Regions from separate parts of the Homo sapiens genome. Here all the other regions are linked to region 1. A link is a loop called in an ENCODE intact Hi-C map of the cell type or tissue named here. Cell type or tissue: endothelial cell of umbilical vein. All regions are shown on one strand.

The links. Hi-C counts contacts between places; a loop is a spot of excess contacts. Peaks named below come from ENCODE experiments on the same cell type or tissue, not always from the same donor. Only the 100,000 strongest peaks of a DNase experiment are listed, where the experiment ranks them.
Region 2: a loop joins it to region 1, with 2.3 times the contacts of the local background. A loop is called at or near these places in 37 of 110 quality-filtered maps.
Region 3: a loop joins it to region 1, with 8 times the contacts of the local background. A loop is called at or near these places in 4 of 110 quality-filtered maps.

Annotation. Positions count from the first base shown.
Region 1 is chr6:134,819,578-134,827,577 of GRCh38, reverse strand. All of the region lies in intron 2 of LOC101928277 (a long non-coding RNA gene), which reads left to right. Among named protein-coding and RNA genes, the nearest start is that of ALDH8A1, 130 kb to the left of the region's middle. In endothelial cell of umbilical vein, a CTCF peak has its summit at 4,453 (motif pointing right); a DNase peak (open chromatin) is centred at 4,467.
Region 2 is chr6:134,878,824-134,886,823 of GRCh38, reverse strand. LOC101928277 (a long non-coding RNA gene) reads left to right here and starts at 7,460. Exons shown (of 5, transcript XR_001744364.2): 1 at 7,460-7,542. In endothelial cell of umbilical vein, a CTCF peak has its summit at 4,173 (motif pointing right); a DNase peak (open chromatin) is centred at 4,193; H3K27ac peaks cover 276 bases.
Region 3 is chr6:134,296,304-134,304,303 of GRCh38, reverse strand. The region is part of intron 1 of SGK1 (serum/glucocorticoid regulated kinase 1); the gene reads left to right. It also overlaps the pseudogene KRT8P42. Among named protein-coding and RNA genes, the nearest start is that of SGK1, 18 kb to the left of the region's middle. RefSeq lists an enhancer at 7,158-7,659. In endothelial cell of umbilical vein, no CTCF peak of the experiment used is centred here; a DNase peak (open chromatin) is centred at 4,863; H3K27ac peaks cover 2,104 bases.

The DNA of each region.
Region 1 (8,000 bases):
ATCTCAGTCCAGTCAGACCCACCCTCTTTTCTAAATGTGTAGAGTTTTCACTTCTTATTTGTTAAGCAGTTAAAACCACAGAGCCAACACTCTCTCAGAAAGCCAAGTATGGAGACCAAGTTCTCCAGCTTGTGGGTTCCATGGTCATCTGGCTCTGTTGACAACAGACAGAGGTCCAGTGTGGATGTTGGAGATATAATCTGGGCTTCCAAGAGCAGTAGAGTCTGCAGAGGTGATTCAGAGAAGGGCAGGGTGCCAGGGTAGCTGGCTGCATGGGAACAGAAAGCTGGGGAGGCAGCCCAACTTCAGGTCATTCCCACCTCCCTGCGGTCAGCCTGGGCTACTACTTTTCTGGGAGAATTTGGAAAGGACACACCCATATCTATGAGTTGACTCTTGAGCTGTGCCAAGGAGAAGCTGTATAAGTTTGGTTGTCCTTTGTGGTCTGGCAGCTTCAGAAGCATGACAGTCCATTTTGTTCCTTATCCCACTGGGTGTTCACTTGATGAATGATGAATGGAATGCTAGCCTTGACATGAAATACTGCAGTAACCACATTGGCCAGTGCACCACATCATATGATTTTAGCTTTTAGCTCTCTGTGAAATATCTGGCATTCATTTGGATAAAAATGTCAGCCCAGACACATATCTTGTATTATCTATTGCCAAGGCCTGGAAAATGGAGTAGAGTTTTGCAAGACCTGGCAATTGAATAAATATAGCTAATAAGAGAAACAAGAGCAGGAGTGGCTGGGTTGCCTTTTGAGTCAAGATTTTAGCAAGGAGATACTCTGCTTGTATAAGCAAAGCAGGAATAGGAAACACTGACCAATTTCGGAAACAACGTTCTTCCCCTCCCCCCTCTTTCCCCCTTCCCTCTCCTTCTTTTCTTTCTTTCCTTCTTTCATTTCTTAGAGACTGGGTCTGGTTCTGTCACCCAGGCTAGAGTGTAGTGGTGTGATCATAGCTCACTGTAGCCTTGAACTCCTGGGCTCAGGCCATCCTCCTACCTCAGCCTCCCAAGTAGCATGTGCTACCACACCTGGTTAATGTTTTTGTCTTTTTATTTTTGTGGAGATGGGGTCTCATTTTGTTGCCCAGGTTTATCTTGAACTCTAGCTTCAAGTAATCTCCCCCGCCTTGGCTTCCCAAAGTGTTGAGTTTACAGGCATGAACCACTGCACCTGACCTAGAAAGCTCTTACAAAGAAATGCTGACCGGGCGCGGTGGCTCATGCCTATAATCCCAGCACTTCAGGTGGCTGAGGTGGGTGGATCATGAGGTCAAGAGATTGAGACCATCCTGGCCAACATGGTGAAACCCTGTCTCTACTAAAAATACAACAATTAGCTGGGTGTGGTGGCACACCTGTAGTCCCAGCTACTCGGGAGGCTGAGGCAGGAGAATCACTTGAACCCAGAGGCAGAGGTTGTAGTGAGCCAAGATCGCACCACTGCACTCCAGCCTGGAGACAGAGCGAGATTCCATCTCAAAAAAGAAAGAAAGAAAGAAAGAAATGCTGGCCTCTAAATAACCAAGTTAGAGTTGGTTGCCATGATTGTCTTTTAATGACATCTACGTACTATCCTTTTCTGACATCAAAACCGACCCTGGCCGGGCGCAGTGGCTCACGCCTAAAATCCCAGCACTTTGGGAGGCCGAGGCGTGTGGATCACGAGGTCAGGAGATTGAGACCTTCCTGGCTAACATGGTGAAACCCCATCTCTGCTTAAAAAAAAAAAAAAAAAAAAATTAGCCAGGTGTGGTGGCGGGTGCCTGTAGTCCCAGCTACTCGGGAGGTTGAGGCCAGGGAATGGCATGAACCTGGGAGGCAGAGCTTGCAGTGAGCGGAGAGCTCACCACTGCACTCCAGCCTGGGTGACAGAGCAAGACTCCGTCTCAAAAAACAAAACAAAGCAAAACAAAAAAACTGACCCAATGGTCCCATAGACAGTTCTTTTTGATAAACATAGAAATTGACCTTTCTAGTCTTAAAGCTTGAAACTAATATTCGTTTTATCTGAGTTCCTTTCTTATGAAAGGACTTTCATACCTCTCAAAAAAAGTATCAAAGGACTGAAATTCACGAAGTCACCAGATCCAGACAATGAGATGCCTGACCCCTCATTCGTCATGATTTCTTCTTTGCCCCTCCCTAGTTCCTGTTTTCTTACACATTGTTACATTTTTCTCCCTGCTATATAAACCCACGTTTCAGTTGATAAGGGAAATGGATTTTTTTTTTTTTTTTTGAGATGGAGTCTTGTTCTGTCACCCAGGCTGGAGTGCAGTGGTGCAATCTCAGCTCACTGCAACTTCCGCCTCCCAGGTTCAAGCTATTCTCCTGCCTCAGCCTTCCAAGTAGCTGGGACTACAGGTGTGTGCTACCATGCCCAGCTAATTTTTGTATTTTTAGTAGAGATGGGGTTTACCATGTTGGCCAGGCTGGTCTCAAGCTCCTGACCTCAGGCAATCTGCCTGCCTCAGCCTCTTAAAGTGTTGAGATTACAGGCATGAGCCACCATGCCTGGCCAGGGAAATGGATTTGAGACTGAGCCCCCATCTTCTAGGATGTAGCACCCAATTAAAGCCTTCTTCCTTGGCATGTCATCATCTCAGTGATTGGTTTTCTGTGCAGCCAGCAGCAGGACCTAGACTGAACCCTTGGTGTTTCGGTAACAACATCAGTGTGATTGATGTCCTCATGAAACCAATGGAATCAGAATTTCCTAGAAATCTTTACAAAGCTTTTGCTTCTCTCATGTTGTATTCTTCAGTCCATGGTGGTTTACATTTGCCTCTTTTATCATCTCTTTTAGTCTGAAAATTTTCTGTTTCTCGTATTAGTGCTTTCAAATAGATTGCCTATTGGATTATTTTCTCATTTATATAGCAGACTCGGATTGGATGGGGGGATATGATTAAAAGACAATTACATATATTTAATACTTTTAGAGGATTTATACAGGAACAAAAATCAGAGGAAGACCTACAAGATTTTCTAATTTAAAAATTTTTAATTATTCTAATAAGCATTTCATGCTCTTAGCTCTTTACTATGAAGAAATGGACTGGGAGCCAACAGATCTGAGTTCCTGTCCCTGCATTGACAAATAATTCATTTTCAGAGCCTGTTTCACAAGCCATGAAATAAGGGAACCATTTTATGTAGAAAGTAGCTTCAAAACAGCTGGGATGAATAAAGTACTTTATTACCTGGAGACTTCAAACACAGTTTTTTTGCTGTGGCCCATAATTTGATAGTGTCTAATTGCATCTAAAATCCAAGTTTTCGGCCAGGCGTGGTGGCTCACACCTGTAATCCCAGCAATTTGGGAGGCCAAGGTGGGCGGATCATGAGGTCAGGAGTTTGAGACCAGTCTGACCAACATGGTGAAACTCCATCTCTACTAAAAATACAAAAATTAGCTGGGCGTGGTAGTGTGTGCCTGTAATCCCAGCTACTCAGGAGGCTGAGGCAGGAAAATCGCTTGAAACTGGGAGGCAGAGGTGGCAGTGAGCTGAGATCGCACCATTGCACTCCTGCCTGGGTGACAGAGTGGGACTCCGTCTCAAAAAAAAAAAAAAAAGTTTTCTGCGATGGCATCTAAGCATCTTTCTGTTCCAGTCCTGAACTGCCTTCCACATCACTTCCCACCCATCTTCTTGGGCCCTGATCCTTTATCACATGCTGTACTCTCAGGACTCCTGACCTTTGCTTCTGCTGTTCCCCCTGCCTAGCATACCACACCCATTTCTTTAGAAATCAAAGGCCCATCTATCTCCTTCAAAACTCAGATCTAGTGTTTCCTCTTGCATGCAGCTTTTTCTAACCTCAGCAGAATGAATTTCCCCCTTCCCTTTGTGCTTTCTCATAATGGAACATTTATCATATGGGATAATTACTTGTTACATGTTTTGTTTTCTATTTAATACCTCCTAAGTTTTGACTGAAGCTTGTCCACATGCTTGGTCACAGAACTGTCCTGGGAAATTCCCTGATGAATTATTTCAAAAGCAACCAAAGTGTCCTAACTTGATGGTAGCAGGGGAAAAACAAGGATCATCTCAGTGTGGCTGAATGAAAAGCAGTATCTATCTGGATCTTCATAAATGATGGAATTGATTTGCCACACCATTTGGTAAAGGCCTGAAGCCGTGGTTAACAGGGTTATTTTGATGAAAACTTGAAACAAAAAACACTCAAAGGACAACAGCCCCGGTGGCCCTTGAGGCAAATGATTGATTCCTGGGGCTATGTTGGAAAGTTTGGCAGAGAAGAGACTGAAATATGCTGTGGGGTGAGGAGGTTGTAGGAGGGGGCCCCACTGGGAGATTCTTGGGCTTTGGAAACATGGGGGAGAGAAAATGGTCCAGAAATGTTGTCTTGGGAAATTAGGGACAGCAGAGCTAGGGATAACAGCATGTCTAGAATACGCTGATAAATTTCCACTAGATGACGCTGTTTCCTCATTTGGCGAATGAGATTTATTACCCTACCCCTACCGGCCAACCTAAGCCCCGGACCACGGACCACGGACCACAGAGGCGTGAGAGCCTGGAGGCCTGGGCTCTAGTTCCAAATCTGCCCCTCCCTGGAATGAGGCCTGGAAGGAACAGACCTCCAAGATTCCCTGAGATTCCTCATTTGTAAAACAAAGAAATCCTCAACCAGGTGCTTTCTAAAACTTCTCCAATTACTTTTTAAAATACGTTTTATTTTTCCATTTTAATGAAAACTGTGGGGATATGTATTGCCTTTTATGTAAATATATACTTGTCATACAGAAATATCAATTTTTATTTAACCAAATCTCATTTAGATAATTAGACTCTGTAAAGCATACGGGGCAAGAATCAAATGAATAACAGTATACTTGTACACATTGGTATGCCTCCTGGGCCTAAACATTTCCCATTTATGTATGCAGTGAATTGTAGAGCTGGAAAGAATCTTAGAGGTTATACAAATAGTTCAGTCTTTTACGTATCTAATATCTAAACATAAGCTTCTCCAGGGGAAAAATTCTATTATTTTTTTTTCCATGATGAATTTTTTTTAGGGTCTGTAGTTGTAGAACTATGTCCTTGTGCTTGAGGCCAGCTCTATACTGAGTTCTCTCATGCAGGTTATCATTTGACGCACGACTTCCGAAGCTCGCTTAAGTCATAACTGAATCATTGAATGACATCAAACACCTAGCTGTTGTGTTTGAGCTCCTTTTTTTTTTTTTTTTTTTTGCCTACTCTTGTGATATGGGTCTGTCCAGCAGTGCTTCTCTCTGTTTGCTTCAGATGTTTTCAGTTATATGGAAATTAAACTCCAAGGGAAGAATATGGGGTGGATCAAATTCTGTAACTGTGTCAATCCCTGCCCCCTCCCCAGAGGACACATCCAGATCCATGTCTCTGCCTCGTGTTTACCATCAGTGGAGCCCAGATTGTTTCAACACATAGAAAGACCCACTGCTTTTCCTGGCAAGTCCTGAAGGTCATTTGTTTGCTGCTTTTTACGGTAATTGCAACAACCATTTATCCCCTTGTAAACAAATAGTGTGCTTCTAACCTATGTACCACAGTTAAAACGTTATCCCAGTAGGACAAGAGAGTTGCTGACAAAGAGAACTGGCAACATAGGGGGGAGAAAGAAGCAAGGCGTAGTCTGTCTCTTACAAATGTGGGTCATATATATTTCTGTCTGAAGGAGATGATGGACTTCAATTTTGTTCTTCCAATTCCTTTCTATACCCCAGTGAGAACAGTTTTTAGTACATATTTAAGTTCTTTTGCTTTAAGAAGAAAGATAAGAATGATAATAATCTCTGAATGTACCAATCCGCTGTTAAACCCCCTCCACCACCCACCAAATAACTCCTCTCACTAGATCAGTTCAGCCCCAGGGTTCATAGTTAACAAGGCTTCATTAGGGCTGAAAAAAAAATTGCCTTTGCTTCCAAACACGGGTTGAGCTCTGATACGGCCTCAGCAGGGAACAGATTTCCCCCTTTTATCTCTTTGCTTCACTGGTGTGTAATCTTGTCTTTTGGAACGGTGGTAATCAGAACAAATTACCTAGAGTGGGGAATAAAAAGACTTCACAGTCATTGTGGGTAATTTTTTGTTTTCTTTAACAATTGGTACCTTCCTTTAGTAATTGAAAATGATCCAAGAAATCTCTATGTACTTCGTAAGACTTTCCTAAGCGTGCCAGCTAAAGCTTTTAAGGTGGTAGAGATGGTTTCAGCGAGGGCTTGGAAGCTCCAAAAAACCAGAAACTTGCCTTGTTGCCTGGGTCCCTCAACAGGGATGGCCAGAGTTTCTTGAGACAATTGCTGCTGTGGTCTGGAAAGAAGCAGAGCCATGAAAGAGGAGAAGGCTTTGTGGCATGTCTAGGCCCAAATTCCAGATGCAGAGTTTAGTGTGAACAGCGTGTCCCTCCCAATCTTGAGAAGAAGATAAAGAATGGTGCTCCTCTAGGATCTGCCCTCGGTTTTTGTTGGGGGCTCCAGTCCCACTAGACCTGGGTTATTGTCAGAAAGGCAGCCTCACAGTACCTCTGCCACTCAGTGGGGGTCTCTGCGCCTGCTGCTTCATTCATCATCCCCTGCCTCTCCCACGTGCACTGGAAAATGTTATTTGCTTCTTGAGGTTCAGAGAGATGAAGAACATGCCTGAGTTCACTAGCATGAAGCAAGTGTTAGAACCTCTGAGAGACTGAAGGGTTGGGGGTGAGGGTTTATGACATCCATGGGGATGCTTAGAGGAACATCTGCCATGTCAGGTGTCATTTCTGAAGCTTCATACTAGATGAATTTGAGATGTGTGGAAATAGGAACAGCCTATTTGTGAGGTTACCTTCCTGGGCAAAGCAATGTTATCCAAGATTCACTCAGAAAGCCGCAAGAAGCATGCTGGAGCTAGGTGTCAAGAGGAGGTTTATGGCATGTCATTAATGGAAAGTCAGGTGGAAAAGAGCTAACACTTCTCAAGGTATCATCCTTCTGTGTCAAAGTCTCTGCCTCTACAGGACTGTAAGTATGTGGGTTGATAACAGCTTCTAGTGCCTTGAACATGTTACCAGTGGTTGAATGAACAAATGAGCAGAAGTTGGAGATACCCTCATTAGGACGTAGGATGTTCTGAGCCTTAGGTTATCTAAGACTAAGGAGTTTATGAGATGGACTATATCTGCAAAGTCCTGGAGGACTTTAAGAGGTGATAAAGGCTCAGTTGTGTGTAGTAGTAGGGATTTACATAAGAAAAATTTTGGATGGCAACTTAAACTAGGTCAGCATTTTTTAAGGGGGGGTAAGGACATGTGTATGTTAAGAAAAGTGGATGTAGTCTCAAATCTGGGTATGTCTAAGTGGGAATTAGTGCAAGTCGTCTCTGCAGGCATACTTAACCAAAATGAGAAATTAGGGAGCTAGGAGAGTTTAGGGTCTGAGGTGTAATCTTCAGCTGAGACACTGGGTGCCTGCCAGCAAGCTCAGTCATTAAGGGACTGAATTCAGGGTAGAAAGTCCAGCCATGGGTGCTGTGGACTCCAAGTTCAGAGCAGAGTAACCACTTTTATTGTGGTTACTAGACCAAGTTCAACATAAGTTCCAATGTCTCCTCTTTTCCCTTGGAACAATGCAGAAAGTCTATTTCCTTCTTGAGTTACTCTAAGGCTTGGTGTTTCTTATATTCATTTCTAGCTTCCTTTAGTCAAGCCAAATTGTTAATATGCTTGACCAAAAATGATGGAAAAATCAAGATAATAGTCAGAGTTGAGTAATTTCTAACATGAGTCAAAATATAAAAATTATTAGACTGCCCATGAACATAAAAACAGTAACATTACCAACATCAGTTCAAACACAGCATCACAAAATAGAAGTATATTTGTAAATTTTAGCAGCTGCGACTGAACTACATTTTCCATGTATTGATAAAGCAGCCTGGGCAAAAAAAGAAATTATGAGTCACAGGGATGTCTGTATCAGACTCAGAGTA
Region 2 (8,000 bases), 59 kb before region 1:
GTTCTGGCTGATAAGATGCAAAAGAAAGTATGGCTAGTGACACTTCTGGGAAAGTTCTTACTTTTCTGATACAAAGGGGACAGACCCAGCTGGCATGGAATTTGTCCCTTTGCCCTTTCCCTTGGTTCTTGGCCGAAATGTGCGTGTGATGTCTGTAGGTGAGATAGGCATCTTGAGACCAAGGGACAAAAAGCGTGAAGATGAAAGTAAGCTTGCTAAGGATAATGAATCTGAAAGATGAAAGGAAATGTGGTCCCTAATGGTGTCACTGGCAACATGAGCCCAGGGCTGCCTACTCTCAGATTTATTGTTATGTGAGAAAAATTAAACTCGTGTGTTTAGGTTTTTGTGCTCAAATTTTTCTGTTACTTGCTGCCAAAAGCATCCCTAACTGATATAGTATGCCTGTCAGATTTTCAAATGTTTGGAAACTGAGAAGAAGTGTAAACATATGTGCTGACAGAATGTAAATTTAAAAAGTATATCCTTTGATTTATTTATCCACCAAATATTAAATACTTTCCAGGTACAAGATCTAGTGCTAGGTCTGGGCTGAAATGCTGTCAAAAAAATAAAACACTAAAGGGAGTAACAAAAACATGCCACATTTAGGTTCAGCACAGTTAAGTGCACAAGTGTAGGACTGAAGTAACCTTGTTTACTTGAGTATCTAATAAAAAGATCCTCCCCCTTGTCCTGCACAGACACAGACTGAGCACACTTACAGGCTCTGCTCTGTGAACCAAAGCAGGGAGATGTTATCATCCTCTTCAATACTCTGATTTTTAGGACACTTTTAAGGCAATGTGCTCAGTAATGCTGGCCCCTGTATGTAGAAGGACATTGACAAAATGGACAATCTGGAATGGCTGTGGTGATCTAACCTTTGGAGGAAAAACGGGTGTTGAGATATGTGTAATCATATGTGATATGTGTAATCATATCTGATACCTACCTCTGGGGGTTTGCAAGTCTTTGGATAGTCCACTTAGCACAGGAGTGACCTCACATTATTGAACCCAACGCTGAAGTTGGAAGGCTATTTAAAAAGTTGTTGCACAAATTCTTACTGTCCTGAGAGGAAGATGATTTCTAAGTCTCCCTCCTGCCCAAACCTTTATAATGAAAGAAAATTAAATAATTAGTCAATCAATTAATTCATTATTTATGCATTATTTGCAATGTGAAACAATGTCTAACCAATTCTTTTCCCAATTCTTTTCTCAATTCTTATTCTTCTAGATGTCTCGGGGGTCTTTAAAACACTGTCAATGCTTCTCTTAGGCTTTGGGTCAGAATCCTTCTCTTTAGCTTTTTTTTTTTTTCTTCCTTTTCATTTTCTTTCCATGTGACCATTCCCTTGGTTAATATAGAGAATTATTATTTTTTGTATTTTTTATTGACATATCACAATTGTATATATTTTGGGGGTATATGTAATATTTTGATACATGCATACAATGTGTAATGATCAAATCAGGATAATTGAAATATCAATCACCTCAAACATTTATCATTTCTTTGTGTTGAGAACATCCAAAATCTTCTCCTCTATTTTGAAATATACAATAAATTATTGTTAACTATAGTCGTCCTACTGTGCTATTGAACACTAGAACTTATTCCTTCTATCTAATTGTATGTTTATATGCATTAACCCCCCTCTCTCCATCTCCCCTCCTCTACACTCTTTCCAGCCTCTGGTAACCATCATTCTGTTCTCTACCTCCATGAAATCAACTTTGTAAGCTCCCATATATGAGTGAAAACGTGATATTTGTTTTTCTGTGCCTGGCTTATTTCGCTTAACATAATGACCTGCAGTTCCATCTGTGATGCTGTAAATGACAGGATTTCATTCTTCTTTATGGCTGAATAATATTCCATTATGTACATGTACCACATTTTCTTTATCCATGCATTCATTGATGGGCATTTTAGTTGATTCCATATCTTGGCTATTGTGAATAGTGCTGCAATAAACATGGGAATGCAGAAATTTCTTTGATTACTGATTTCCTTTCTTTTGAGTATATACGCAGCAGTGGGATTGCTGGCTAATATGGTAGTTCTGTTTTTAGTTCTTTGAGGAACCTCCATACTGTTTCCCATAATGGCTGTACTACTTTACATCCCTACCAACAGTGTCAGAGCGTTCCCCTTTCTCAACCTCACTGGCATTTGTTAATTTTTGTCTTTTTGACAACAGTCATTCCAACTGGGGTAAGATGTTCTCTTGTTGTGGTTTTTGATTTGCAGTTACCTGATGATTAGTAGTTTGAGCATTTTCTCATACACCTGTTGGCCGTTTACATGCCTTCTTTTAAGAAACGTCTATTCAGATCTTTTGCTTATTTTTTTAATTGGATCATTTTGGGGGTTTTTTCTTGTTTTGTTTGCTTGTTTGTTTTTTGCTATTGACTTGTTTGAGTTTCTTGTATTTTCTGGTTATTTATCCTTGTTGAATGGACAGCTTGCAAATATTTTCTCCCATTCTGTAGGTTGTCTCTTCACTTTTTAAAATGGTTTCCTTTGCTGTGCAGAAGCTTTTTAGCTTGAGGTAATCCCATCTGCCTATTTTTACTTTGTTGCCTGAGCTTTTGAGGTCTTAATCAAAAACCCTTTGCCCAGATCAATGTCCTGAAGCATTTCCCCAAAGTTTTCCTCTAGCAGTTTCATAGTTTTTTAGCTCTTACATTCATGTCTTTAGAATTATTTTAAATTGGCCAGGCGCGGTGGCTCACACCGGTAATCCCAGCACTTTGGGAGGCTGAGGTGGGCAGATCACGAGGTCAGGAGATCAAGACCATCCTGGCTAACACAGTGAAACCCCATCTCTACAAAAAATACAAAAAATTAGCCGGGCAGGGTGGCGGGCACCTGTAGTCCCAGCTACTCAGGAGGCTGAGGGAAGAGAATGGCGTGAACCCAGGAGGCAGAGGTTGCAGTGAGCCTAGATCCCGCCACTGCCCTCCAGCCTGGGCGACAGAGCAAGACTCTTTCTCACAAAAAAAAAAAAAAATTATATTAAGTTAGAGTATATTGTTTGATACAAAAAAGTATCAAAGAGCCAGATTTCTCTGCTGCTTTTACATACACATTTGTGACCTTGAAAATCCTCTTTCTACCACTCTGCCTTTTACACATTCAGGGCATCTTTTCACATCTTAGAATCATTCCTTCCTGCATGTGATTGCCAGGTGAGTCTTCTTAAGACACAGTTCTTATCACTTTATTTTCCTTCCCAGAAATCTTCAATGCTTTTCAATTGCTTACAATAATAAGCTCAAACTTCCTTATCCTTGCATTTACAGAATCATCATGTCTCAGCTTCCTTTTCCTGCCTTATCTCAAACTATTCTCCTAAAAATTCCTACTCAGGTTAAATTGATTTTCCTGGTGTTTCTCAAGCACATTTCATTTTTTTCTTATCAAAAACGTTTAACATGTTCTTGGTCTCCATTTTTTGGTGCTTACTTCAGTTTTTCTTATTATCCATGAATTTCATCAAAATTCTTGTTATTTTTTCACATGTGGCTCAAGAAACCCTTAAATTCTTTCTGCCCCCAGCCAGAAATACTGGCTCTCAGAGTAGCCATTGGTCTATACCACTCTTGAACATACTTTATTTGTTTAATAGCGTGATTATTAACTTTTATAATTACTATTTATCTTTGTATACTTTAATGCCAAGTCTCCAAAACAAGAGATCAGGAACATATCTTACATTTCTCCATACATCTTTCAGTACACAAAATGTCCCGTGTTTAACAGAACTCAGTAAATACATGTGGCTAAATTCTAGAGCTGGAAGGAGACTTGGAGGTCTGGGAAGCTGATGAGTTGGGTGGCTGTTTAATGAAGCCTGAACTAAGGGAGACTTCAGCCCTGTGATCCTAGCTGTGTCCTCTAAATAACAGATTTTGACTAACTGGCTTTTACTAGCACATATCATTGAGTCTGATTTATAAAGAAAGATGTATAGCATGGGTGAATAGTTTGAAGCAAAAATAAATCTAAAACATGGCTAAAATTAACCTGCGGAGAAATCTTTCCGCAGTTTGGTGGTCTTGAAAACTCAGCTTTTGATTAAGATTAATGTTCCTGATTTCATATTCAGTAGAAACCCAGGCTGACGATTCGTCATTTCACTTATCACATGCAACACCACTGCATCCCAGCAGGTGACGCTGCTTCTCTGCAGAATATTTTTCCTGGCGCTTAACAGCCTTTCCAATTCTCACAAGCTCTGCTCCTGCAAAGGCCTGACCCAGAAAAGCAATTTTAATCTTTTACGTCAGTAGAAATAGGAATCGCTTATATTTAGTACATATTCCTTGCTAGACACGCGTTTCAAAGAGCCAGTTTTGGTTTGTTTTCCTTTGAATATTTCAGACCTTGGAAGACTTGGGTCTTCCCTGAGCCCTTCCCACATCAAGGAGGTCTTTCAGGTACTATCATCAACTGAGACTGAGAGGGCTTGAGTAGGTTTCGAATCCCACCCCTTCTTTCCACATGCGAGCATCTTGAAGCCCAGATCCCCTGTCAATGTCATTCATAAAGTCAAAGGCAGAGCCAGGGGTCAAACTCCTCTCAGTCATCATCACTGTCCCACCCTGTCTTGGCCCTTACCCCGCTCAACAGAACGGGGCATGCTGCACCCTAAACTGTAATGTGACAAAAGCCAACACTGGTCTCAGTCCAAGAAGCCACTCTCCGAAAACAAGAGAGCTTTGGTAACATCATTGTGTGTGTGTGTGTGTGTGTGTGTGTGTGTGTGTGTGTGTGTTAGTGTTAGGGATTCTCTTTGTCTCATTCCTCTCTGTAGCATCTGGTCTGTGATATTCTCTTTGTCTCATTCCTCTCTATAGCATCTGGCCTGTGATAAGCCCTCAACAAGGAAGGAAAGGAAGAAGGGGGAGTGTGTTATGGGCTGAATTGTGCCCCCCACAAATTCATAGGTTGAAGTCAGCCCCTGTATCTCAGAATGTGACCTTTAAAGAGGTGATTAAGTTAAAATGGGGCTTTTAAGGTGGGTCCTCATCCAATCTGACTGGTGTCCTAATGAGAGAGGAGATCAGGACATGAGGAGAGACACAGGTTTTCACAGAGGCAAGACCCTGTGCAGTCAGCAAGAGGGCTGCCATGTGCAAGCCAAGGAAAGAGGCCTCAGAGGAAGCCAACCCTGCTGGCACCTTGATTGTGGACTTCCAGCCTCTAGAACTGTGAGAAAATACATTTGTGTTGTTTTAGCCACTCAGTCTGTGGTATTTTATTTTATTTTATTTTCCTTTATTTTATTTTATTTCATTTCCTGAGACGGATTCTCACTCTGTTGCCCAGGCTGGAGTGCAGTTGTGTGATCTCAGCTCATGGCAGCCTCTGCCTCCTGGGTTCAAGCAATTCTTCTGCCTCAGCCTCCCAAGTAGCTGGGATCACAGGCATGCACCACCATGCCCGGCTAATTTTTGTATTTTTAGTACAGACGAGGTTTCACCATGTTGGCCAGGATGGTCTCAAATTCCTGACCTCAAGTGATTCGTCTGTCTTGGCCTCCCAAAGTGCTGGGATTACAGGCGTGAGCCACCGTGCCTGGCCTGTGGTATTTTTTTATGGCAGCCCAAGAGAACTAATATAGGAGAGAGGGAAGAAAGGAAAGAAGAGAGGAGAGGAGGGGAGGAAGGGAGGAGAAAAGAGGGGAGGAAGGAAGGAAGGAAGGAAAAAGAAGGGAGGAAAATAAGGAAGAAAGAATAGGAGAACAAAAGCAAAAGAGGGAGGGAGGAGCTTGGTGACTTGTAGCAACTCCTAATAACCAGTGACATCTGGTAGATCTGGAGATGATTCAACTCGGTTTAGAGCACTCTTATAAATAAGATATAAAACACTTTCTGACCAACTGAATTATTTCGTTAGCTCTTATTTCCTCCTATTTCCACTCAGACAATAAGTTAAAAAATGAATTCAGTGGCTTGTGTATCTGGGTGTGAATAAATCTTCACCTGCCACTTGGATGAGATCTGGCAGCAGCGGGCAGACATCATGGCAGCTCCCTGCATTTCCTCTGCTGACATCGTGGAAACTGCCCATTTAGGAGGGCAGATGGAACGTGGAAGTTTTTGGGAACAAGTCTATATTCACAGTCAGAAAAATTCCAGGAAATCCAAACACATGGTTTTATTAGATTCATGTCTAGAATGAGAATTATTACTCTAAGTAGAAGCAGAGCCTAAGAGGCTGTGGCCCCAGACAGGAAGTATAGCCTCTCCTATTTCTGACTCAAACATGAATTATTGGCTTTTCTTTCTTATGATACATCTAATTTTACAGGCAAAGCCTAAATGACCTGAGTTTTAGTTCTGTAATTTTCCTTCAGACCCGGTTCCTCCATGGGGCAATGTCTTATGCTGTGGATCTCACTTGACCTCCTTAACCGCCCCCCAACTCACCTGTCCTATGTCCCATTCCCTCTGGATCTCGAGAGTTGGTGAAATACATTGATCTGAACTGATGTGATAATTCATGTCTTAGAGAACCTATTTGATTATTACCACAGATCTCCCGGAAATATAACACTTTAGCTCGGGAGTTAAATCCATTCCACCAGTGGAGATTTCTAAGGGAGGTCCCTTTGTATCACTTCTGGATTCCATTTGGTTTCCTGCCAGTCATACCACCTGGGCACCCATATGGTTTCGCAAATGAAGGAAGAGATTGCATAAGAAAAATCGTTCATTTAGTAAGCACAATTGAGACCCTACTAGGTGCCAGGCACTGTGTTGTCAGGAGCTGAGGCACAAAGACCAAGCAAAAATAGGTCTGCTCCTTGAGGGAAGAGACAGACTTTTTACTGCAGAGTGTTGAGTGGTGGGATTGGGCGGCTGTCTTAGGGGGAGAAAAGGATGGATATCAGGGTTTTTAAAGAGGTAGATTGCAACAAATGGTAGCTGCCCAATGCCAATGGAGAGGGAGAGGACAGAATCAAAGATGACTTCCAGTTTTATTTTGGAAACCAGGTGGATAGAATAATGTAGCTATATAGGGAAAATCATAGTTACACAAAAGCAAGTGTGTGTGCGTGTGTATGCACGTCTATGCTTGTGTGAGAAAATGTGAATATGTTGGAGAATGGGATGGTATATTTTCAGTTTAGAAGACTAATAGCTTTTTTTTTTTTTTTTGAGATGCAGTCTTGCTCAGTCACCCAGGCTGGAGTTCAGTGGTGCAATCTTGGCTCACTGCAAGCTCCACCTCCCAGGTTCACGCCATTCTCCTGCCTCAGCCTCCAGAGTAGCTGGGACCACAGGTGCCTGCCACCATGCCTGGCTAATTTTTTTTTTTTTTTTTGTATTTTTAGTAGAGACAGGGTTTCACCGTGATAGCCAGGATGGTCTCGATCTCCTGACCTTGTGATCCGCCTGCCTCGGCCTCCCAAAGTGCTGGGATTACAGGCGTCAGCCACCACACCCGGCCAGAAGACTAATAAGTTTAAGCCTAAAAAAATGTAAGCCTCAGGAGACCTCATTGGTACCAACCAGAAATACAGTACGTATCACCCTCTTTAACGTAGCCTTACAATTTTAATCATTAAGAGACTAGGCTTGTTTTTTTTGTCCACTCTGTATGAGGTCAAATATGCACAGTTCTTTCATTTCAAGCTCTTATAACTAAGAAAAACTGTACAGATAAGGACTGTAAGAACAACTGTGCACACACGTAATTTGAATTTCATGCAATTTTCAGGTCATAAAACTTTTTTTTTTAAGCATTAAATAATGGAATATTCATTCTTGGGTCATGGGTTGTACAGAAACAGTCAGTGGGCCAGATCTGGCATAGGGGCTATAGTTTGCTCACCTCTGCTATAAGACCATGGTTAGAAGTAATGTGTTTTCTAACAGCAATAGAAATTTGTTAAAGGGGTTTAAGGAGGTCTTGGGGGAGATTTGTGACATAATTTTATTCATTTGTAAAATGAATGAAATTTAAGAATATTTATGAAA
Region 3 (8,000 bases), 520 kb after region 1:
CCAGAATTTGATGAGCAAAAGCTACTGTCATTTATTTACTCATGATTCTGTGGATTAGGAATTCAGTGTCACTCATTTGGAGGGTTCTGCTCCCTGTGACGTTGGCTGAGTCTTTCCTTGGCTGCATTCAGCTGGTGGTTGAGCTGAGCCAGAAAGTCCGAGAAAGCTTCTTGTTTGGTGTCAGTGCATCTCTATTGGCCTCTTTCTCTCTCCACATAGCTTGGGCATCCTCACAGTAACATGTTCTTAAGATAGACTTAGATGGCTGCCGGCTTCTAACAGGGAGTGCTTCAAGAGAGCCTGTGGAAGCTGACGATCTCATAAGGCCGAGTCCTGGGTGTCATATAGTGTGACTTCTGCTGCATTTTATTAATCAAAAACAAAACAAAACAAAACGTCATTGGGCCAGCCCAGATTCAAGGGGAAGGAAAATAAACTTCACCTCTCAATATGAAGAGTGGCAAAGAGAAACTGTGTCAAAGTTTCTTTCTTTTCTTTTCTTTTCTTTTTTTTTTTCTTGGAGACAGAATCGTGCTGTGTCGCTCAGGCTGGAGTCCAGTGGCTGGATCATAGCTCACTGCAGCCTCAACCTCCTTGGCTCAAGTCATGGTCCCACCTCAGCCTCTCGAGTAGCTAGGACAACAGGCACCCAGCACTACTACACCTGGCTAAAACTTTCTATTTCACTAAAATATAAAATAATTTTTCAAACTGTATCCAACTGTACTGAATTTATCTATGATCTTTTTTTTAAATCTGAACATTTACAGGAGAAGAACATTAAGGACTCCTAATACGAGATCAGACAAACAGTGTTGGCCTCTTAACTAAATTGTTTCCGAGCATGGTAACATCGGGCAAGGCATTTAATATTCTAAGCCTTAACTATCTTTTTTTTTCTTTTTTCTTTTTGAGACAGAGTCTTGCTCTGTCACCCAGGCTGGAGTGCAGTGGCGCCATCTTGGCTCACTGCAAGCTCCGCCTCCCAGGTTCACGCCATTCTCCTGCCTCAGCCTCCTGAGTAGCTGGGATTACAGGCGCCTGCCACCACGCCCCGCTAATTTTCGGTATTTTTAGTAGAGATGGGTGTCACCGTGTTAGCCAGGATGGACTCGATCTCCTGACCTCGTGATCCGCCCACCTCAGCCTCCCAAAGTGCTGGGATTATAGGCGTGAGCCACTGTGCCTGGCCTCTAAGCCTTAACTTTCTAAGGCTTATCTGTAAAATGGATTTAATAATAATACCTCAGGCTGGGCACGGTGGCTCATGCCTGTAATCCTGACACTTTGGGAGGCTGAAGTGGGTGGATCACTTGAGGTTAGAATTTCGAGATCAGCCTGGTCAACATGGTGAAACCCTTTCTCGACTAAAAACATAAAAATTAGCCAGGCATGATAGCGCACACCTGTAGTCTCAGCTAGTGGGGAGGCTGAGGCAGGAGAATTGCTTGAACCCGGGAGGTGGAGGTTGCAGTGAGCCAAGATCACCCCACTACACTCCAGCCTGGGCGACAGAGTGAGACTCTGTCTCAAAATAATAAAATAATAATAATAATAACAATAATACCTCAAAGAACTGTTATGAGGATTAAATGACCTAACGCATGTAAAGTATTTAGCCCCAATGCCTGGTACGCACTAAGCACTCAAAATATGTTAGATATTATCAAGACAGACCTCAAAATTATGACCTACCTCTATAGCTTACTTTTCTGAACGTTTTGTTGTGGTGTAAGTTGTGATTTTACTGATGAGTCGGTCTGAAGACAAGCTGCTATGAAACCTCTGTGCTCTGGGATTTTATTGATTAAAGGTCATTTCTCAAAAGACCTGCACATCATCAACAGGTTGATTCTCTCATTTAGTTATTTAGTTGTTTCTATAGGCTTAGGAAGTAGTGAACATAATTAATTTATCTTCTATAGATAGTTGTCCCTGGAGCACTGCAATGGTCTAACTTCAGTGTTAAAAAGGTATTTCATTTGCGCAGGATCTCATTAAATCAAATGACACCAAATTACTCTGCTTTTTTAGTTACATATGCACAAGGCACTGAGGGACAAAAAGATATGGAAATACTTATGTCCAATGTATAATTAGTTATTGATGAGTTTTGACCTAATTTAATCAATTTAATGTGAAATTTTGTTTTCTAATCTGTCTTACATAAAGACTTAAAGTCCATTTGAAATTCAAAATCATAATCCATGTAACTCATCAACACTCTGAATGATCTTTAGAATCTCTTTATTATTCCCCATTCACTAAAATATTTCTCATTAAGGCCTCAAAAACTTGGAGGGCATTCCATCCTTCTGTTTTCTTTACTATCAAGCTCTTTTGTTTCGTATTTCTTTTGCCTTCTTGACACTTATCCATCCATATCTTAACTTTCCCTTTCAGTTTACCAGAGCAGTGGTGGCTCATGCCAATAATCCCAGTGCTTTGGGAGGTAAAGATGGGAGGATTGCTTGAGCCCAGGAGTTCAAGACCAGCCTGGGCAACACAGCAAGACCCTCAGGTCTCCAGGAAATAATAATAAAAAAAATAGCCAGGCTGGTGGCACATGCCTGTATTCCCAGTTACTCGGGAGGCTGAGGTGGGAAGATCGCTTGAGCCCAGAAGGTTGAGGTTGCAGTGAGCCATGATCACACCACTACACTCCAGCCTGGACAACAGAGTAAGACCCTGTCTCAAAAAGAAAAGAGAAGAGAAGGGAAGAGAAGAGAAGAGAAGAGAAGAGAAGAGAAGAGAAGAGAAGAGAAGAGAAGAAAAGAGAAAAGAGAAGAGAAGAAAAGGTGGTCCTTCCTGTGGACCGCTCCTCCTTGGAATACTCAGTTGTGGCTTCTGTGGCCCAGCACTCCAGCCTCTCCTCCTACTTGTGGGTGATTTCTTAGTTTCCTTTCAGGCCTTCCTGCTCTGTCTTACCAATAATGTGGGGATGGCTCAAACTCAGTCCTTGGCTCACCAGCCTCTGAACATCTTTTTGCCCTTTCCCTCTTACTGTAGTTCTCCATCTTTCTCACTTTCCCATCCACTCTCCCTCCTCCTCCACACACAGGTTCATTCATTCCTGTGCTTTAAATGTAATCTGTTATTCAGAAACTTAGTTGCCTGAATGCCAGACCTCTGTTCCCAATTGTTTACTAAACATTCCCATTGAAATGTCTCACACACATCTTGAGCTAGTCCTGTTCAAAACCCAACTCTTGATTTTTCTTCCTATTTTTCTCTATTTCAGTAAATGATACTACTACATAACTCATTTGTGAGAGTGAGAAATCTAGAAATTATTTCTCTTTCTTTTCTCCCAACGTCAGTGCAATTCATCAGCATATTCTACTGTGTTTACTTCCAAAATACATTTCTTGGCCAGGCGCGGTGGCTCACGCCTGTAATCCTACCACTTTGGGAGGCCGAGGCGGGTAGATCACCCGAGGTCAGGAGTTCAAGACCAGCCTAGCCAAGATGGTGAAACCCCCCTCTCTACTAAAAATACAAAAATTAGCCGGGTGTGGTGGCGCATGCCTGTAATCCCAGCTACTCGGGAGGCTGAGGCAGGAGAATTGCTTGAACCCAGGAGGTGGAGGTTGTAGTGAGCCGAGATCATGCCATTGCACTCCAGCCTGGGCAACAGAGCGAGACTCCATCTCCAAAAAAAAAAAAAAAAACCAAACATTTATTTTTAACTCCTTTCTCTTTATCTCCAGGGCCTATCCCTTGGTGCAAGCCACCACCATCTTTCTTTCTTTTTTTTTTTTTTTTTGAGACAGAGTCTTGCGCTGTTGCCCAGGCTGGAGTGCAGTGGCGCGATCTCGGCTCACTGCAACCTCCGCCTCCCGGGTTCATGCCATTCTCCTGCCACAGCCTCCCGAGTAGCTAGGACTACAGGCGCCCGCCACACGCCTGGCTAATTTTTTTGAATTTTTAGTAGAGTTGGGGTTTCACCATGTTAGCCAGGATGGTCTTAATCTTCTGACCTCGTGATCTGCCCGTCTCGGCCTCCCAAAGTGCTGGGATTACAGGCGTGAGCCATTGCGCCCCGCCTGCCACCACCATCTTTCACCTTAACTCATCTCTTAACTCATCTCTCCCCATCTTCTTTCTCCCTGCCTTTCCCTCCTTAACATCCCCATGAAAAAATTACAGCACTTTAGACAAATTAACATCTTTCTCATAGTAATAAGGTTTTCCTGAGGGAAGAAGGCATTGAGAGAGAAAAGTACTTCCCTAGAGTCACATAGAGAAATGGCAAATATGATGTTAGAAGCCAGGTTCCTTTTTTAGTGGCAATAAACTCTCTTATTTTCTCAGTTATCTGCTGTGTGTTTTTTTTCTCTCTCTCTTTTTGACTTACTTTCTTTTTTTGAATTAAAAAAGCATTTTATTTTGTGAAGAATTGAGGTATTTGGACCTTCTTGAGTATAGGTGATGCTAACATGCTTTAGTTTAAATTTCATTATCCGACTCCTCCAAACTCAGGGCAAAAAAAAAAAAAAAGTCACAGGGATTGGAAAAGCTACCAGAGGCTCTAAAAACCTGTCAGAAGGAAATGCCTAAACTAGAATGAACAGGCATATCCAAACATTGAGTATTTCCACATTGGAAATCTTTTTTTTTAAGTGGTTTACTAAGCCAGAGTTTAATAATTATGCTAATGAGCATACTTGTTATGAGTTTTACTGTATGTCAGCCAACCACTCTGCATAGTTTTCAAAGTCCTCCCTGTTCTGCACACATCAGCATACCTTACCTCACTCCCTTCACTTCTTGGCATAACTCCCCACCTCTGATCTCTCAGGAAGCTTGTTTTGCTCACAATTTCACCCTTACTCCACACTTAGCTAAATTCTGCATATGTTTCCAGAGCCAGCTTTTGTTCCATGTGATCTATGACACTTACTCAGCTATTATTTTTTTTGTTTTGTTTGTTTTGTTTGAGATAAGGTCTAGCTCTGCTGCCGAGACTAGAAGGCAGTGGCACAATCACAGCTCACTGCATCCTCGACCTCACTGGCTCAAGCGATCCTTGCACCTCAGCCTCCAGAGTAGCTGGAACTATAGGCATGAGCTGCCATGCCTGGCTTTTTTTTTTTTTTTTGTAATTTTTTTGTAAGGATGAGGTTTCCCTGGGTTATCCTGGCTGCCAGCTACTGTGAATTGCACAGATTGCTTTCTTTAAATGCAATTAAATTAAGAGCTGAGAGCTGGGTGCTGTGGCTCACACCTGTAATCCCAGCACTTTGGCAGGTCGAGGCAGGTGGATCACGAGGTCAGGAGATTGAGACCATTCTGGCCAGCATGGTGAAACCCCTGCTCTACTAAAAATACAAAAATTAGCTGGGCATGGTAGTGCATGCCTGTAATCCCAGCTACTCAGGAGGCTGAGGCAGGAGAATCACATGAACCAAGGAGGTAGAGGTTGCAGTGAGCCGAGATTGAGCCACTGCACTCCAGCCTGGGCGACGGAGAGAGACTCCATCTCAAATAAATAAATAAATAAATAAATAAATAAATAAGAGCTGAATGCTATCAAGAAGCAGCTTCTTCACTCCTTCTGGAATCTCTGCCTGGTTCAGCCCGCCTGCCTCCACTCCTGCCTCCACCATGTCCATCAGGGTGACCCAGAAGTCCTACAAGTTGTCCATCTCTGGCCCCCGGGCCTTCAGCAGCCGCTCCTACACGAGTGGGCCCAGTACCTGCATCAGCTCCTCAAGCTCCTCCTGAGTGGGCAGCAGCAGCTTCCAGGGTAGCCTGGGTGGAGGCTATGGTGGGGCCAGCGGCATGGGAGGCATCACTGCCGTCACAGTCAACCAGAGCCTGCTGAGCCCACTTAATCTGGAGGTGGATCCCAACATCCAGGCCTGCGCACCCAAAAGAAGGGGAAGATCAAGACCCTCAGCAACAAGTTTGCCTCCTTCATAGGCAAGGTACGGTTCCTGGAGCAGCAGAACAAGATGCTAGAGACCAAGTGGAGCCTCCTGCAGCAGCAGAAGACAGCTTGGAGCAACATGGACAACATGTTCGAGAGCTACTTCAACAACCTTAGGCGGCAGCTGGAGACTCGGGGCCAGGAGAAGCTGAAGCTGGAGGCAGAGCTTGGCAACATGCAGGGGCTGGTGAGGATGAGATCAATAAGCTTACAGAGATGGAGAATGAATCTGTCCTCATCAAGAAGGATGTGGATGAAGCTTACATGAACAAGGTAGAGCTGGAGTCTCACCTGGAAGGGCTGACTGACGAGATCAACTTCCTGAGGCAGCTGTATGAAGAGATCGGGAGCTGCAGTCCCAGATCTCGGATACGTCTGTGATGCTGTCCATGGACAACAGCCGCTCCCCGGACATGGACGGCATCATCACTGAGGTCAAGGCGCAGTACGAGGAGATCACCAACCGCAGCCGGAGTGAGGCTGAGAGCATGTACCAGATCAAATATGAGGAGCTGCAGATGCTGGCTGGGAAGCACGGGGATGACCTGCAGCATACAAAGACTGAGATCTAGGCCGGGCGCAGTGGCTCACGCCTGTAATCCCAGCACTTTGGGAGGCCGAGGCAGGCTGATCACGAGGTCAGAAGTTCAAGACCAGCCTGACCAACAGGGTGAAACCCTGTCTCTACTAAAAATACAAAAATTAGCCTGGGGTGGTGGTGCACGCCTGTAATTGCAGCTACTCAGGAGACTGAGGCAGGAGAATCCCTTGAACCTGGGAGGCGGAGCTTGCAGTGAGCCGAGATCGTGCCACTGCACTCCAGCCTGGGCGACAGAGTGAGACTCTGTCTCAAAAACAAGACAGAGATCTCCAAGATGAACCGGAACATCAGCTGGCTCCAGGCTGAGACTGAGGGTCTCAAAGGCCAGAGGGCTTCCCTGGAGACTGCCATCGCAGATGCCGAGCAGCATGGGGAGCTGGCTGTTAAGGATGCCAACGCCAAGCTGTCTGAGCTGGAGGCCGCCCTGCAGCGGGCCTAGCAGGACATGGCGCGATAGCTGCGTGTGTACCAGGAGCTGATGAACGTCAAGCTGGCCCTGGACATTGAGATCGCAACCTACAGGAAGCTGCTGGAGGGCTAGAAATGCCGGCTGGAGTCTGGGATACAGAATGTGAGTATCCATACGAAGACCACCAGCGGCTATGCAGGTGGTCTGTGCTCAGCCTATGGGGGCCTCACAAGTCCCAGCCTCAGCTACGGCCTGAACTCTAGCTCCTTCAGCCACATCAGCTCCACCAGGGCTGTGGTTGTGAAGAAGATCGAGACCCGCAATGGGAAGCTGGTGTCCAAGTCCTCTGATGTCCTGCCCGAGTGAACAGCCATGGCAGCCCCTCCCAGCCTGCCCCTCTTGCGGCTGCCCCAGAGCCCAGGAGGGAGGCCCCTGTGCAGGGTAGGACAGGGAACAGGAGACCCACCTGAGGCTCAGTCCTAGCCCTCAGCCCACGTGCGGGGAAGTTTACTGCTTGGGGACCCCCCCTTGCCCATGCCTCCAGCTACAAAACAATTCAACTGTTTTTTTTTTTTTTTTTTTTTTGGTCCAAAATAAAACCTCAGCTAGCTCTGCCAAAAAAAAAAGAGCTGAATGCTTTTTCAACTCTTAGTAAATACTAATTTCTACAATAATTATCCTTTACTGATTGATTATAATGAACAAGTAGCATTTCCAAAACACTTAATTGACAAAATGGGCCAGGCATGGTGTGGTTCACGCCTGTAATCTCAGCACTTTAGGAGGCTGAGGCAAGAGGGTTGCTTGAGTCCGGGAGTTCAAGACCAGCTTGGGCAACAAAGTGAGATCCTGGTGTTGGCAGTGTAGTGGTGAGCATAGCTGCCTTCCAAAGTGAGATCCTGTCTCTACAAAAAATGAAAAAGTTAGCTGAGCACAGCAGCATATGCCTGTAGTCCTAACTACTTGGAAGGCTGAAGTGAGAGGATTGCTTGAACCAGAAGTTGGATGCTGCAGTGAGCTAAAATTGCCCCACTGCACTCCAGCCCGGCCAACACAGC